Regions from separate parts of the Homo sapiens genome. Here region 2 is linked to region 1. A link is a loop called in an ENCODE intact Hi-C map of the cell type or tissue named here. Cell type or tissue: chondrocyte. All regions are shown on one strand. Links, peaks and the distances in the headings refer to the core of each region. The heading gives the core; the rest is flanking DNA.

Region 1 (8,335 bases), core at 45-8,044:
ATTTAAAACAGTGTTTAGAGGCTGGGCAGAGTGGTTCATATTTGTAATCCTAGCACCTTGAGAGGCCAAGGTGGGAGGATTGCTTAAGCCCAAGAGTTTGAGAACAGCTTGGGCAACATAGGGAGACCCCTGTCCCCACAAAAAGTAAAAACATTAGTCAGGCTTGAGTCCGGGAGGTTGAGGCTGCAGTGAGCTATGATTGTGCCACTGCACTGAAGACTGGCTGACAGTGAGACTCTGTCTCTAAAGGAAAAAAAATGCTTATTTGAAGAAATAATCCCTGAAAACTTCTCAAATTTGATAAAGAATATTAATGTGCACATTCAAGGTCAGTTAACTCCAAGAAGAATAAACTCAAAGAGATCCACACCTAGGCACATTATGGTCAAACTGCCAAAAGACAAAAACAAAGAGAGAACATTGAATACAGCAAAAAAAAAAAAAAAAAAAAGGCAACTCATCATGTATAAGGGATCCTCAGCAAAATTAATAACTGACTTCTCATCAGAAACCATGGAGCCCAGCTGGGCATGGTGGCTCACGCCTATAATCCCAGCACTTTGGGAGGCCGAGGTTGGTGTATCACCTGAGGTTGGGAGTTTGAGACCAGCCTGACCAACATGGAGAAAACCCATCTCTACTAAAAATACAATATTAGCCAGGCGTGGTGGGGCATGCCTGTAATCCCAGCTACTCGGGAGGCTGAGGCAGGAGAATTACTTGAACCTGGGAGGCAGAGGTTGCAGTGAGCCGAGATCTTGCCATTGCACTCTAGCCTGGGCAACAGGAGCGAAACTCCATCTCAAAAATAATAATAATAAAAAAGAAACCATGGAGCCCAGAAGGCAGTGGAAAGACATTCAAAATGCTAAAAAAAATTGTCAACCAACAATTCCATATCCACAAAACTATACCTCAAAAATGAAGGAGAGGCCAGGTGTGGTGGCTCATGCCTGTAATCTCAGCACTTTGAGAGGCCGAGGAGAGGATCACTTGAGCCCGAGTTTGAGACCAGCCTGGGCAACACAGTGAGACCTCATGTCTACAAAAAAGTAAAAAATCAGCCGAGTGTAGAGGCATGAATTTATAATCCCAGATACTTGGGAGGCTGAGGTGGGAGGATTACTTAAGCCCAGGAGATTGAAGTTGCAGCAAGCCAACATGGTGCCACTGCACCCCAGCCTGAGTGACAGGGCAAGACCCCGTCTCAAAAAAAAAAAAAAAAAAAAAAAAGAAAAAAAAAGAAAAAAAGAAAAATGATGGAGAATGCAGACATTCCTAGATAAACAACAACTGAATTTGTCACTTGCCCCGCAATGTGAGCCATTCAGCCTGAAATGAAAGATTATTAGACAATAGCCTGAGTTCACACGAAGAAATAAACAGCACTGGTAAAGGTGCTGGTGCGGTGGCTCACGCCTGTAATCCCAGAAGTTTGGGAGGCTGAGGCCAGTGGATCACTTGAGGTCAGGAGTTCGAGACCAGCCTGGCCAACATGGTGAAACCACATTTCTACTAAAAATACTAAAAATACAAAAATTAGCCGGGCATGGTGGCCGGTGCCTGTAATCACAGCTACTTGGGAGGCTGAGGCAGGAAAACCGCTTGAACCCGGGAGGCAGAGGTTGTAGTAAGCTGAAATTGCGCCACTGCACTCTAGCCTGGGTGACAGAGCGAGACTCTGTCTAAAAAAAAAAAAAACGGTGACACAGTATAAACATAGTATATTTTTGTTTGTTAATTTTTAAAAGTTTTTCTCCAAAAGCATGAGCCACCACACCTGGCCTCGGAGAAAAATTTAATGTTAAACTTTTAAAATAGTCACAGAAAGAATAGCAGTATAATCTGTACCTTCCAAACCAGAAGAACAAAGAAGTACTATCTAACACTTTACTAATTCAACAATAGGAGAAAAAGGGGGGGAAGAAAGCAAAGACAGAGATTGATAAACAGAAAACATTTAACAAGAATGAAGAAATAAGTCCTAATATATCAGTAATTATATTAAATGAACTTAAATGGATTTAATTAATTTGTTACAACCAGAGTCACAGACAAAAGTTGAAAATAAAAGACTAAAAAAAGTCAGCAAGTAGTAATTAAAAAGGCTGGTACAACAATAATATCTAGACAAAAAGATTAAGGTAAAGAATAAACAATTAGAAATAAAGAGAATATAAGGAATAATCTAGCAAAAAGGTAGAATAATTTGGTGGAAGAATGCAGTAAAGGCTGGATGAGGTGGCTTATGCCTGTAATCCCAGCACTTTGAGAGGCTGAGGTAGGAGGATCTCTCAAGTTTGTTCTAAGCTTCTATAATTTTAAATAAATGTTTTACTTTAGAATGGTTTTAAATTTACTGAAAAGTTGCAAAGATAGTACAGATAATTCCTGTGTATGCTTCATCCAGTTTTTCCTTTTTTTTTTTTTTTTTTTTTGAGACGGAGTTTCGCTCTTGTTGCCCAGGCTGGAATGCAGTGGTGCAATCTGGGCTTACCGCAACCTCCACTTCCCGGGTTCAAGCGATTCTCCTGTCTCAGCCTCCCGAGTAGCTGGGATTACAGGCACATGCCACCATGCCCAGCTAATTTTTGTATTTTTAGTAGACGCGGGGTTTCACCATACTGGTCAGGCTGATCTCCAACTCCTGACCTCAGGTGATCTGCCTGCCTCGGCCTCCCAAAGTGCTGGGATTACAGATGTGAGCGACCACGCCCGGCCTTGACTTTTTTTTTTTTTTTTGAAACAGTTTCACTGCGTTGCCCAGGCTGGAGCGCAGCCGCCATGTTCTCAGCTCACTGTAACCTTGGCCTCCCGGGTTCAAGCGACGTTCCTACCTCAGCTCCCCCAGGTAGCTGGGATTACAGGCATGTGCCACTACTCCCGGCTAATTTTTGTGTTTTTAGTAGAGACGGGGTTTCGCCATGTTGGCCAGGCTGGTCTCGAACTCTTGACCTCAGGTGATCCGCCCACCTTGGCCTCCCAAAGTGCTGGGATCATAGGTGTGAGCCACTGCACCTAGCCTTGGACCCTCTTCATATTAAATTAAAATTAATGTTTTTGGAACACCTATTAGGCCACAGAGTGAGGAGGATGAGTTAAAGTAAGTTCCCTCCTTGTAAGTAGTTAGAAGTATAGAAAGAAAGAAGTGGACCTGCTCTCTATTGTCTTTTTCTTTTCTTTAGACGGAGTGTTTGCTCTCTTGCCCGGGCTGGAGTGCAATGACGCGATCTCAGCTTACTGTAACCTCTGCCTCCTGGGTTCAAGTGATTCTCCTGCCTCAGCCTCTTGAGTAGCTAGGAGTACAGGCATCCGCCACCACGCCCGGCTAATTTTTGTATTTTTATTGGAGACGGGGTTTCACCATGTTGGCCAGGCTGGCCTAGTACTCTTTTTTTTTTTTTTTTGAGTCGGAGTCTCGCGCTCACGCTCAGGCTGGAGTGCAGTGGCGTGATCTTGGCTCACTGCAAGCTCCGCCTCCCGGGTTCACGCCATTCTCCTGCCTCAGCCTCCCGAGTAGCTGGGACTACAGGCGCCCGCCACCACGCCCGGCTAATTTTTTGTACTTTTAGTAGAGACGGGGTTTCACCGTGTCAGCCAGGATGGTCTCGATCTCCTGACTTCGTGATCCACCCGTCTCGGCCTCCCAAAGTGCTGGGATTACAGGCGTGAGCCACCGCGCCCGGTCGGCTAGCCTGGTACTCTTAACCTCAGGTGATCCACCAGCCTCAGCCTCCCAAAGTGCTAGGATTACAGGCGAGAGCCACCGCGCCTGTCTTTTTAAAAGCTAAAACTGAAACGGAAACAGAGCTCCTGGCAGATAGGACCAGGAGCCACAGCGAAGGAGGTGGCCTGTGATTAGGTTTTTATAAATGGGCAGGTATTAATCAGGGAAAATGGAGTAAAGGACACGATAGACATACATTGCTAAGTCTAGTATTGGAAAAAGTAAGGCCTGGGACCCCTAAAAACTTGCTCGAGAGTGAAAGGTAAATGCTATGTGTCCACACTACTGTGGTAAAGCCGACAGTCCATACCATGAGCCCATTTCGCGCAGGGAAATTCGAGTGGTGGGCTTGGGCCCGTCGTTCTGGTAGCTTCCCAGTAGAGGGCGCCGTAAGCATATGCGTCTTCAGCCTGACTGGGCTGGAGAGGCGGTGCGTCCTCCTGGCCGGGGGGCGGGGGCCGTCGCGCTCACGTGACCTTTGCTCATGGCGGCGGCGGCGGCGGCGGCGGTGCTGGTGGTGCTCGGCGGCCGGAGCCGGATCCTGTAGCCGGGTGTGGGCCCGTGTCTGTCCGTCCCTCCTTCGGCCCCCTCTCTTGTCTTCCGGAGTGTGGCTGGCGGAGCTGGGATGGCGGAACGAGGCCTGGAGCCGTCGCCGGCCGCGGTGGCGGCGCTGCCGCCTGAAGTGCGGGCGCAGCTGGCGGAGCTGGAGCTGGAGCTCTCGGAGGGTAGGAGCCGGGCCGGGGAGAGGGCGCCCGGGGCCCTGCGGATCGCGGCGACTTGGGAGACAGGTCCCCGCCGCGCGCTCTGGCGGCCGTGCGGCGAGGGGGACGAGGGTGTAGAGAACCTGGCCTGGCGCTCCACGACCGTTTTCCCTCCTCTCCCACCCCATTAAGTGGTTTCCTGTGGCTTTCATTGTTTTCCCATGGAGGGGACTAAGTAAGGGCTTGTGGAAAGGTCCTCCCGGGCCCACACTGCTTCTGCGCTTCCTGCCCCCCAAAACCCGAGACAAAGCTGCGCCCTCCCGCTTCTGCCCAGGCGTCTGGCCCAGGTGGGGTGAGGGGTAGGGCTGCGAGGAGGGTGGCTGACAGCTTTCTCCTTTCCTCTCCCCTTTTCGTGGAGGGCTCCACGCCTTGTTCCAGCCCCCCCTTCCCCCTTTCAAAAAGAGACACATGGGAAATCCGCAGCATCATTTCTTCTCTTTCCTTTAACAATGCGCGATGCCTCCCCAGTGACAGGAGTGAGACACAAGCGGGTGAGCCATTTAGGGTCCTAGGAAGATAAGAAGCAATGGCATTAACCCAGAGAGACACACGGTGCTGCTTTTAGACCACCTTTGTCATAAGAAGTTTTTTTTTTTCCTGGTGCCTGTTATTCGGGCCGAATTTTCCGCATCTGGTCACCTTTTGGAGTCTTTGATGAAGGAAGGAGAGGAGGCTACCGTTTACTTGCAAATCCTGGCTGGCATTCTTTCTTTTGACAATGGATTGGGACAGGGAGGGTTCGATTTATTTTCAGAATTAAAAAAAAAAAATGGGATAAATCAAGCCACTGTTATTAGAGAACTCCTTGTACAACAATGAGAGAAACACAGTGCTCCGTTGTGGGCATGTGATCAGGCTTCTGGGGCAGTTGTGATCAGTTCTGTGTAAAGTTCCTGTTTTTATCACTGGCTGCCCCTGAGACAAAAGCAGCATTTTCTCCAAGCTTGATACCAGTACTTTGATTGTGTCTCCAGAGTTGCATATTCTTACTGAGTTCCTTGTGGAAGGCCCTCTTCACTAGCATTTTTCAAGTGGATCAAAAACTCTTGATTGGAAAAGAAGAATGTGACCAACTCCCAGGAGCTTATTAAACATTACTTATTGTTTACTTATTAAGGCATTATGGTTCCCTCCCCTCTGAGAATCCTTTACAATGAAAAACCAAAAATAGAGTTGAATGTTATAAATCCTGTTGGGCACTGAAGGAAATAATTATTTTTAATAACCCTTTTAATAACCCAATGTGTAGGAAAGTGCTGTTTTTACCTGTACTTAACTATCAACATGTTATTTTTCAATTAATCCAATTTTCAAGTTATTCTTCGGCCAGTCCCGGGAATCACTGGTATTAGATTAGTTTGTTTCTGTGAAGTGTTTAAGAAGATAGGAATCCTCTGGGTTTGTCTGCCCAGTTATACCTTAAGTTCCCCCCGCTTCGAAAATCGAGGAGCTTTTTGCATTACCATCAATTCTGTCTCTCAAGATAACTCATTCTTCTCCTAGACTAAAGCATTGACATTAAATCTGTGTTGACTTGCATTAAAATCTGACTTTTAAAACTGCTATTTGAAAGTAACAAATCATCTAGCTTTGATTAGAGAGAGGTTTGCCTGGATGCTTGCGTCAGAGGGAGATTAAAAATAGGAGTTGATTGCTTTCACACGGAGAGGGAAATCCTGGAAGCTCCTTATTCTGGGTATATCTGCTTCCAGCTGATTGTTGTTTACATCTCTGGGTGTTTCTAGACATCTCTAGAATGTCTAGAAACATTCTGAGGAACTATTTCTAGGACCCACACTGATTAGCTCACCTCTCTCTCCTTCAGAAAGGTGTGAAACTTCTACAAATTGTGAATGCCAAGGCTTAAACATTTTAAGGACAAGTGCATGGTTTGCTTTCCAATGAAGGATTATTTTGGTTGGCATCTGACTTGGTTTGAATTTGTTTCTTATAGATATACTACACTTCTTGTATTTCATTTGTTTTAGCAATGGATGACTGGAAAAAATACAATTGAAAAACTTGGGCCTGCAGTGTCAGCATATTGGTCATCTTTCTTGCTTAAAGTACAGGGGATGGTTGGCTGGAGAAGTGGATAGACATTAGGAATTCAAGTGAAGTTAAAATAATCCAAAAGTCCCCATATCTGTGTAGTATGGTGTTATTTGTGATGCCTGTAGCATATTTGGAGCTAAGGTTTGTTCGTTTTGCATTTTCTCTACAGTTACTCTGCTCTAACATAAGTACTTTGTCTTTTTTTGTTTTAGATGCTTTTCTTTCGTTTGTTTTTTTTGAGATGGAGTCTCACACTGTTGCCCGATTTTAGCTTACCGCAACCTCCGCCTCCCAGGGTCAAGCAGTTCTCCTGCCTCAGCCTCCCCAGTAGCTGGGATTACAGGCAAGCGCCACTACTGCCGGGCTAATTTTTTTTGTATTTATAGTAGAGACCGGGTTTCACCGTGTTGGCCAGGCTGATCTTAAACTCCTGACCTCAAATGATCCACCAACCTCAGCCTCCCAAAGTGTTAGGATTACAGGCGTGAGCCACCGCTAAAGATGCTTTTAACTGTGTGTTTATCATGCCTTGCTGACATTGGTGCACTCATTTCTCTATTTTCATTTTTTCTTTCTTTCTCTCTTTTTTTTTTTAAGGTTCAGCCTGTCATTGGTCCTAATCATAGCAATAATCTGAGCTGTATGCTGTTAAAGAATTTTCTTTGTGCTTGCCTGTATTTTCAGCTGCAGGCTTTGGTAATAGATCAGCCAACTCTGTGCTGAAATGCAGGTTTGTGCCTGCTTTGGGCTCTTTGCTGCAGAGCGTGTTGCAGAGCCCTGTGATGTGTCTGGTGCTTCAGGCAGGTCACCAGGCAGCTTCCTGGTTAAAACCTGCTTCTGTCACAAAAAGAACAGGCTGAAACTGCCTGGAAATCATTTAAAAACTGAATTTCCACATAAGGATGAGCTTTTCTATAGACGAGTTGAATAGGTAGAAGGTTTCTGCAAGTATTTCTGTGACTGAAATTTTTAATGATCCACATATTTTATTATATGCTTGACAGCTCTGTTGTTTGGACTTATGTATATGGTCTAGTCAAGTGTATGTACATAAAGTAGCACTAATGGGGAGAATTAATTTGCTTAAATCTGTCCAATAATACATTATATTTGTGTAATGATCTTTTTGTACATTGTCATTTGAGCTTTACTAAACTTCACTAGATAGAATAGGTATTGTTACCACCCACCGCCCCTTTCTTTTTTGTGGCTTAACAGAAGGGAAAACTTGTACTCAGAAAGATTGTTTTGTCTAAAGCTGCATACCTAATAAGTGTCGTTATCCTAAGCTGTCATGTGACGATGACATTGGAATGATTTAAATATTTGTGCTGTCATTGCACAAGCTGTTAACTAATTTTTTCTCTAAGGAAATGCTACCTTTTTTTTTTTTGCGATGGAGTTTCTCTTGTTGCCCAGGCTGGAGTGAAATGGTGCGATCTCAGCTCACTGCAACCTCTGCCTCCCGGGTTCAGGTGATTCTCCTGCCTCAGCCTTTCTGAGTAGCTGGGATTACAGGCATGCGCCACCACGCCTGGCTAATTTTGTAGTAGACACGGGTTTTCTCCATGTTGGTCAGGTGGGTCTCGATCTCCCGACCTCAGATGATCTGCCTGCCTTGGCCTCCTGAAGTGCTGGGATTACAGGTGTAAGCCACTGCACCTGGCCCTAAACAGTTCTATACCACAGTGTTGATTCTCTCTCTGAAATCTCTTTCAAATCCATCACTTATGCATTCAGTTCAGCAGATGTGTATTTTGTGCCTACTGTGTGCAAATGAGCAGGATACCCT
Region 2 (8,335 bases), core at 116-8,115, 480 kb after region 1:
TTTGTAATCCCAGCACTTAGGGAGGCTGAGGTGGGTGGATCATGAGGTCAGGGGTTTGAGACCAGCCTGGCCAACATGGTGAATCCCCATCTCTAAAAATACAAAAATTAGCTGGCCTTAGTGGTGTGTGCCTGTAGTCCCAGTTACTTGGGAGGCAGAGGCAGGAGAATTGCTTGAACCTGGGAAGGGAAGGTTGCAGTGAGCTGAGATCGCACCACTGCACTCCAGCCTGGGCAACAGAGTGAGACTCCATCTTAAAAAAAAAAAATTATCCAGGCATGGTGGTGGGCACCTGTAATCCCAGCTACTCGGGAGGCTGAGGCAGGAGAATTGCTTGAACCTGGGAGGCAGAGGTGGCAGTGAGCCGAGATCATAGCACTGCACTCCAGCCTGGGTGACAAAGCTCGACTCCATCTCAGAAAAAAAAAAAAAGAAAATGCCAAGTACACCAATATACTATCTCATGTGAGTCTTCGACACATATATTTAACACATTACAAACTGCAGTGTATAACCTCACAGGCTTGCAGTGATGACTGTGTGAAGACAGATTAGACCAAATGATGCCCAGGATAAAACTATTTCCAACTAGTGGGCTAGGAAAACACTGTATTACACTGGCTTTAGGACATGGAAACAGCTCTTCAGACATCAGCTTGCTTAATTTAGGCTTAAGTAAATAACAGCAATTAAATATATTGACAATTCATTGAAGCCTTTCCCAAGTGAGCAATGGTGGTAGACTTCTTCAATACGTAGTAAGCAAGGGTTGCAGTATTGGTCCTGTGATGCCCACAGAGTGTCACTTAGATGACTTAGTTGATAGACCACTTTCATTGGAGATGTTTGTTATATTGTTCTGAGACATTGAGAAATGAGACTAAATGGCCTGGAAATAGGCTAAAATACTTCCGGGGGCAGAGAGCTAATGCAAATGAGTGAACTTATTAACTAGTAACTCTTGGCTATTGCTGGGATAGGACCATAGAGGGCCCTGTCCATTCTCTACACTTGCCAAAAGCATTCAAACTTACTTTTAAAAATTCTGCACAGGGACCAAAATCTACCAGTTGGCAACTTCTGCCTAATGCATATTCTAGCACTAATCAGAGTATGAAACAAATGCTTCAGTGTGTTATGTTCCTTGTGCTGCTAAACAACAAAGCTTGGTGACAACCCAACATGAAGGGTATACTATATATTACACAGGATAGTTTGGGAATGAAAACATGGGTTCTGGAGTTAAGCTATGCGAGTTCAAATGCCAACTGCACATTTCATTAGTAATGTAAATGTGGGCAAGTTACTTTTGGCCTTCCAGTTGACTCATCTACATAGAGGCTGATCCTCTTGTTGTTACAAGGATTAAATGAGATAATACAACTGTTCAGGCCAGGCCTTAGAACACAGTACTGAGTTAGCCATTTTTAAATTCATAAGCTAAGGGACTTAGAGAAGCTGACAGATTTAGATTCATTGGTCCTACCAATGAAGGAGCAGAAGGTATTCCAGAGGGCAGAGCTAAAGGAAATGTTTCAAAACAGGATCCTCACATTGTTTTGAATCCTATTTTAGTTCTGAAATTAAATCCAAAGTAAAGAGAGAGCACTAAATGAGGAAGGACAACATGGAGAACAAAATTCTTCCTAGATGAATTCCACTGTGTTACTCACAGGGAAGCCTTGCAACAGAGAAAGGGAAAATGAAGTTCTGGTGACACTCCTGGGACAAATCAAGTGCTGACTCAAGTTTTCCTGTCATGTGCCTAGTAAAGTTCACTGTGCCTGAGCTCTGCCTTTGTTTTTAATAAATGGTGTCAATATTTCCATTTATATCAGGTCTGCCAAAATGCTCCTTGGTCTTTAAGCTAAATGAGTTTGGTTTCTCTTCAAATACTAATTTTTCATTGGCAGCACATATAGAATGTAAAAGTGAAACAGTGAAATAAGCTACAGGTAGAAAATAGTCAGCTTAGAGAAAAGCAGAATAAAATTTTTTTCCCAAGTTTCAACATGGTAATGATGTGACCTTTAGCTATGGTAAAACTATTTGACTAAGTGGGTAAATGGAAATTAATATCCTGGTATCTGCAATTAATCCAAGCTTTCTGAGGACTAAATCCATTTATTTCTCTATCCTTTCTAAGGAGAAAATCCTAACAGTGTGGACTTAGTGTGCCATTCCAGGTGGTAGTTGCTGTTTCAGTATTTTTTGTATCAAAGTTGTTGTAACCCTATTAATAAATTATTTCAAGGTTAAAAAAATACCCAGGAAACCAAATTGGAAAAAGAAATTTTTTTTTAATTAGAAACCAAGTTTACATACGGTTAAATGGTTACTAAAAGCTCAGTTGTAACCACTCCTAACACCACTAGCAGAACCTCAAGGGAGCCAAGAGCTCTTCCCTTTTCCCCTGTTAATTTCCAGTATAATGTAGCAGCACAATTATTTCATGTCACATTTAAGAAGAACAAGAACCAATTTATATAAAGTACAATTGTATATCCTTAAACATTCCACATAAACACACTGTCAAAACTCACTGGATATGCTGGAATTGGAGGACTTAAATTTCTACATATTATTTATTGCACCCAGAGTACTGGTTAAAATGCACTTTCTGTGAAGATCAAATGCAATAACGTATGAGGGTATTTTTAACACTGTGAAGTACACACATAATATTATAAAATGCCATTTAATTGGAAGGAGTTTTCTATCATTGCAAGTCATAAATATAACTTTTAAAAGAATACTAGCAGCTTTTACCTAGGCTCCTAAATGCTTGTAAATCTGAGACTGACTGGACCCACCCAGACCCAGGGCAAAGATACATGTTACCATATCATCTTTATAAAGAATTTTTTTTTTGTCGTCAGTTTGGCCTTTCCTACTGCAGCCAGGTGAGAGCTTAAGATGTCAGTCCCCAATATCTTCACAGAGTGCCTTTATGACCAGTTTGGAGAATTACGATGGTAAGGGGAAGAGGCAGATATGAAGAGGAATGGTTAGGGGAATTGTCATTCATAACTCTGTGCTATATTACTTGAGGGGCTAAGAAAAATGTATGGTCAGTGAAACACAGTAGTGTACCCTTAAATGCCTTATAAAAGACCATCCATCCAGTCTGCGCTTTTGACTGTGTGCAAGTATCAGTAATAATGCTTTTGGGGGCTCAGATGAACAGCGAACACCAATCAGCCAGGACTCTGGAAGGAAAGCTCCAAAAATGAGAAGTCCTTCAACACCATTTTCCATTACTGTTCTCACCAAATCAATGACTATAAAACAGTTTTGATTATTTATCTCCATCAAAGTGATTTGATTTGAGATAATCACACAATCTCAGGCTCGGTATGTAAAAATGTCAGAAGTGGCTGAAGTAAAAGCAGCAGCTTTGTGCTGAAGACACCCATTTCCTCTGACTCCAGAGCTCCACCATCTGGTCTCAAGATTTTTCCCTCTGAGGAAACAGCTGTAGAGAGGTAGCCCAGTTCAACTTTGCTGAGACAGTGAACTTTGCAACCATACTAACACCTACTGACTTGCAGAGAACGCTGAGAAAGACAGTGTGCTTTGCAACGGTTAAGTCCACAGCTCCTGAGATTGCCTCGCAAGTCATCTTGGGCATGAAGCAGAGCGGTGCATCAGAAAAACATGACGATTCTGCTGAGAGGTGGCTTTAGGAACAAAATAGATGGCTCTCCTCCCTTAAAGTCTTTTCTCCCCACCCTCAACATTTCACGAGAACATCAGTTCATAAATACTACCATCTGTTTCTATCACCACCCTCCTGGAGAAAGAAAGTTAAGGTTTTACAACCACATGTGCTCAAGAGTAAATATCATCAGGAAAGCTCTGTACTAACAGGCAGGTTATTAAGACTCCCAAGAAATCCTCATAAGCTTTTCAATCTGAGGAAAATCCTGAGAAGGTAATTAGTAAGCACCACCTAGCGATGTGGTGCTGGTTTTGTTAGTTGTCAGTTTTTCCCCTTCTTTGTTTTCTCACCCCTCTTAACTTCCACTGAGAAATTAAAGTGGAAATAAGTTCAAAGAATCCTAAGCCTGATAGAGCTAGGTGTCTCTTCATTTTATATTTCATATGGATGAAGCTATTCTAGTTGATAATTTGGTATAATTAAAATAACTGAAAAGGTAGGTATAAGGAAAATTTCTCAGCCTTTAAAAATCCATTACATTTTGATAAATAAAACTTGCATACTCATTCTGTAGTTTGTATAATAAAAAATGTATTGCATTTTCCAATTTTTTTTTAACATATAGCCTGGTTAAGAATCATGCATATCCTTGTCTCTCCGAAGGATAAACTGAGCTGGCCCTTGGGCAACTACTTAAGAATTTAGTGTTGGAATGATAGCAGCAAATGTCAGCTTTTCAAAGATCCCACCCTAATCCAGTTCTAAGGTTAGGTCAGGAAGGAAAAAATAATTCCATCTTTCAAATACACATGAAACAAAGTCTTTTCCAACCAACGGTTGAGTCATAAACACAGTCTGTGCAACGGCACATACTTTTGGCTATGTTCACACAGTAAACCATAGAAACACACTGGCTCTGATGGCTACCTGCAGAAGACAGACTAATCCAGTGTTATTTAACGTAGCCACGGGTGGCTTCTTCTGTCAGCAGGCCTTTAGAGATGCTTACCGTATGCCCACAGTCCAGGAAGGACATGCCCAGTGCAATCAAACATTGCCAACCCTGAAAGACAAAATATGGTCATCACTCACCAGGCTCTTTGAAGAGCCATGACTGCTCACACAGCACTTCTCAAATGCAAACCTGCTCCCTTCCTTGAACATCCAGCTGTGCCCATCTTCTACCACCAAGGGTTGCACAAGTCATTCTCTCAACCCCACTCCCCCTTCAAAAAATCAGCTGCCTTCCTCAACAAAGTTTGTCCATACTATTTTAAATATTGAATTTCTCTGTTCTTACTGCTTTGTGTCTGTGGTTTTCCTTTTTTTTAAAATCTTTATTATTATTTTACATTTTAGAGACAAGGTCTCCCTCTATTGCTCAGGCTGGAGTATAGTGGTGCAATCATAGCTCACTGAAGCCTCGAATTCCTGGGCTCAAGCAATCCTCTCTCCTCAGCCTCCTGAGTTGCCAGGATTACAGACGCACACCACCATGCCCAGCTAATTTATTTTTTTTTGTAGAGACAAGGTGTCTTGCTATATTTCTCAAGCTGGTCTGAAACTCCTAACCTCAAGCAATCCTCCTGGCTCGGCCTCCCAAAGCACTGAAATTACAAGCGTGAGCCACCTCGTCCAGCCTGTTGTTTGTTTCTTTTACCCAACTGTAAGTTCTCGGAAGTCCACTTTTCCTCAGTCCTCCCCATGATAAGAATGACTAACAGACTAATACAATTGGTGTAGTCTCCTAAGCTGCTCTATGAAGTTCCTGTTTTGAAGTTAAACAACAGTAACCCACTCTAGAATCAGCCCTCTCCTCTCAAAATGGGTCTTCAAGCCAGACACGGTGGCTCATGCCTGTAATCCCAACACTTCAGGAGGCTGAGGCAGGTGGATCACCTGAGGTCAAGAGTTTGAGACCAGCCTGGCCAACATGGCAAAACCCCATCTCTACTAAAAATACAAAAATTAGCCAGGCATGGTTAGCACATGGCTGTAGTCCCAACTACTCAGGAGGCTAAGGCAGGCGAATCACTTGAACCCAGGAGGCAGAGGTTGCAGTGAGCTAAGATCATGCCACTATACCCTAGCTTGGGCGATAGAGAAAAACTCTGTCTCAAAAATAATAATAATAATGGGTCTTCAACAAGCTCATTAGCCTTAGGCTGACTGAGGACAAACTGGCATCTTCATATCCAATTTGCATTCTGAAAGGATCCCCCTAACTTCTATAGTGAATTTTTAAAAACAATTCCTGTCAAGGACACATTCAGTTACTTGGTTTTCCTTGAAGTTAAGTTCCTAGATCATAGGGTCAGTACAGTCTTTGTGTGCACAAAGTTTATTGGGAAGAAAAAAAGAAGAGATCTAGGAAATAATTTTTCAACATTTACTGAAGTGATTTTCTTAATAAAGTATCTAATGTGTGGCACACTGGTGTGGGGAAGTGTTCTAGAGATTAACAGCAGGTTTCCAGCCTCCATCTGTAGCCATTCTCTGCAGCAAAAATGGTATAAATTCTACTATTCCTTATCCCTAACCCCTGTGTCTTTTCAAAGAAACCTGTATAGAACAGGGAAATGGATCTGTTGTTATTTTGGCTGTTTTTCATTAATATAAGCAATGCTAAAGAAGATTTGGAAAATAGAGAAGAATATATCTATAATCCTAGCTTCCTACAACAACTATATTGCCATTTTTATATAATTCTAGACTTCTTAAAAAATTTTTTATAATTGAAATATAAATTTTACATACCTTTTTCATGTAGCTATAGTTTTATAACCATGATTTTTAAAAAATGACTCTAGAATGAGAGAGTCAAGGGGAGACTATCACTATTTAATTATTTCCTTGGACAGCTAGTAAGTGATGGAGCTGAGTGGGGCTGTGTGCCACATGTGTCCCACCCCGAATCTCTAAATCACACTGCATGCCCTATTCTCCACCTCTGTTTTGTACCGTTCTCCACTCTCTGTACTGCTACCCTTCTTTTAGTTCCTCAAACATACTATACTCTCTTGTTAGGAATTACTAAGAATGGAAACTACAGAAGTGACAGAAATTGAAAAATGACAAATCTTAGTAACCAAAGTGAATTTTATGGTTAGAAATATTATTTTGTAAACAGCTGATTTGACAATTCCATATACATTGTCTCGATCACCTGGAGGTAGATTGTTATGTGCTCTTTTGGGTCTGTTCATTTCTCTTTTTTTGTAGAGATGGAGTCTTACTATGTTGCCCAGATTGGTCTCTAACTCCTGGATTCAAGCAATCCTCCCGCCTCAGCCTCCCAAAGTACTGGGATTATAGGCATGAGCCACTGTGCCCAGCCTGGGTCTGTTCATTTCTGAATGTCAGTGAACCCCACCTCAACCATCCCTGATACCTATGCCCCTGCTCTTCCAGGCTAGACTTACCAAGTAGAACACAAAGCCCAGATAAGCCACGCTGACCACAGCAGCCACCACATATAATGCCACATGCCCTAGGTCCCGGACATAAACCACTACAAAGTACATATTGATGGAACAGATGATAAGGACCAAGATTCCTCCTGCAATCCGCCAGCCTCTGTAAAAGAAATCAGCACAGTCACTGATGGAATAATCCAACTTGGCCACAGACAGAAAAGGAAACAGGATGGGAATTAGAGGCAGTTCAAAATGAATGGAAAAATTGTTCTTAATTTGAAAAAAAATGATTCTTCATAAGTCTAAGTTAAATCACCCAAAGTTAGATACTGGTAGACAGGGAGAAAGAGGGGGGAAAAGACACCAACAAATAATCCCTAATATTTAAGTCCCTAGAGATGCAACAAGGCCTAGAAACGCAATGAGCCATTTTATTAACGTTCCCAAAAATGCAACAAGTCACTTCAGATACCTCATATCCTTTAAAGATATATATAAAAGGTACTAACTTATGCCTTTTTTGTTAAGATCATTTAACAAAGAATTAAGGTGCCTCAAACTTCAGTGGCTGAAGCTGAAGAGTTATGCTGTAAAAGCTGAACTTTCTCTCCCCTTCATATGAAAGACGTGCTTTCTCTTCCTTTACTATATTCACAGTTTCCATTCTCTAAGCCAAAGAGGAAGCAGCTAGCAATCACCTCTCAAAGCATATCGCTTCCCTCTGTGTCTCACGTCTGACTGGCCTACTGCATGAAGATACCCTTTCCCCATATCAGCATCCCCTTTGGGAACGAAGAGGAGTACACTCACAGTCCATTGGCAAAGTCACTCATTACTGGCCGCAAGCTCGTAAATGTGAGGATGGGTATGAGAGCAAAGGGAAGCTGGAAAAGAAAGAAGATCAGATGGGATTACTATGGGTCCTTGTATCACCCTAGAGAACAGCACAATTAATGAAAGGGAAACATAAATGCTGCCTCAACTACTCCATGAGAAATAATTATTCCTATCATCCCAACATGCTTGGGCATTATGCTGAATTCTGCAGAGCTGTCATTAACCTAGCATACAAACCTTTGTATGTGACTTGTCTTCTTAACCTCCACAGGACCTAGCACAGTGTCCTATATGTTCATTTAATGTTTGCTTGCATTAATGAACTACAATTTTGTGTCCCATATGTAAGTAAAGTTCATAGTTCCCATTCAACAGGTTTAAAAAACCAACCATTTCTAAAATCCTTTTAGATGCCAAGGAT

What was found. Hi-C counts contacts between places; a loop is a spot of excess contacts. Peaks named below come from ENCODE experiments on the same cell type or tissue, not always from the same donor. Only the 100,000 strongest peaks of a DNase experiment are listed, where the experiment ranks them.
Region 2: it touches region 1 in a loop (4-fold over the local background); 8 of 110 quality-filtered maps call a loop at or near these places.

What each region holds. Positions count from the first base shown.
Region 1 is chr12:50,500,789-50,509,123 of GRCh38, forward strand. It overlaps DIP2B (disco interacting protein 2 homolog B), which reads left to right and starts at 4,197. Exons shown (of 38, transcript NM_173602.3): 1 at 4,197-4,452. The coding sequence starts at 4,353. RefSeq lists a silencer at 4,500-4,609. In chondrocyte, for the core only: CTCF peaks have their summits at 4,090 (motif pointing right) and 4,292; a DNase peak (open chromatin) is centred at 4,193.
Region 2 is chr12:50,983,712-50,992,046 of GRCh38, forward strand. SLC11A2 (solute carrier family 11 member 2) reads right to left here. Exons shown (of 16, transcript NM_000617.3): 14 at 7,888-7,961; 15 at 7,084-7,237; 16 at 2,281-4,724. The coding sequence ends at 4,614. Among named protein-coding and RNA genes, the nearest start is that of HIGD1C, 35 kb to the left of the region's middle. In chondrocyte, for the core only: CTCF peaks have their summits at 1,738, 3,439 and 3,645; no DNase peak of the experiment used is centred there.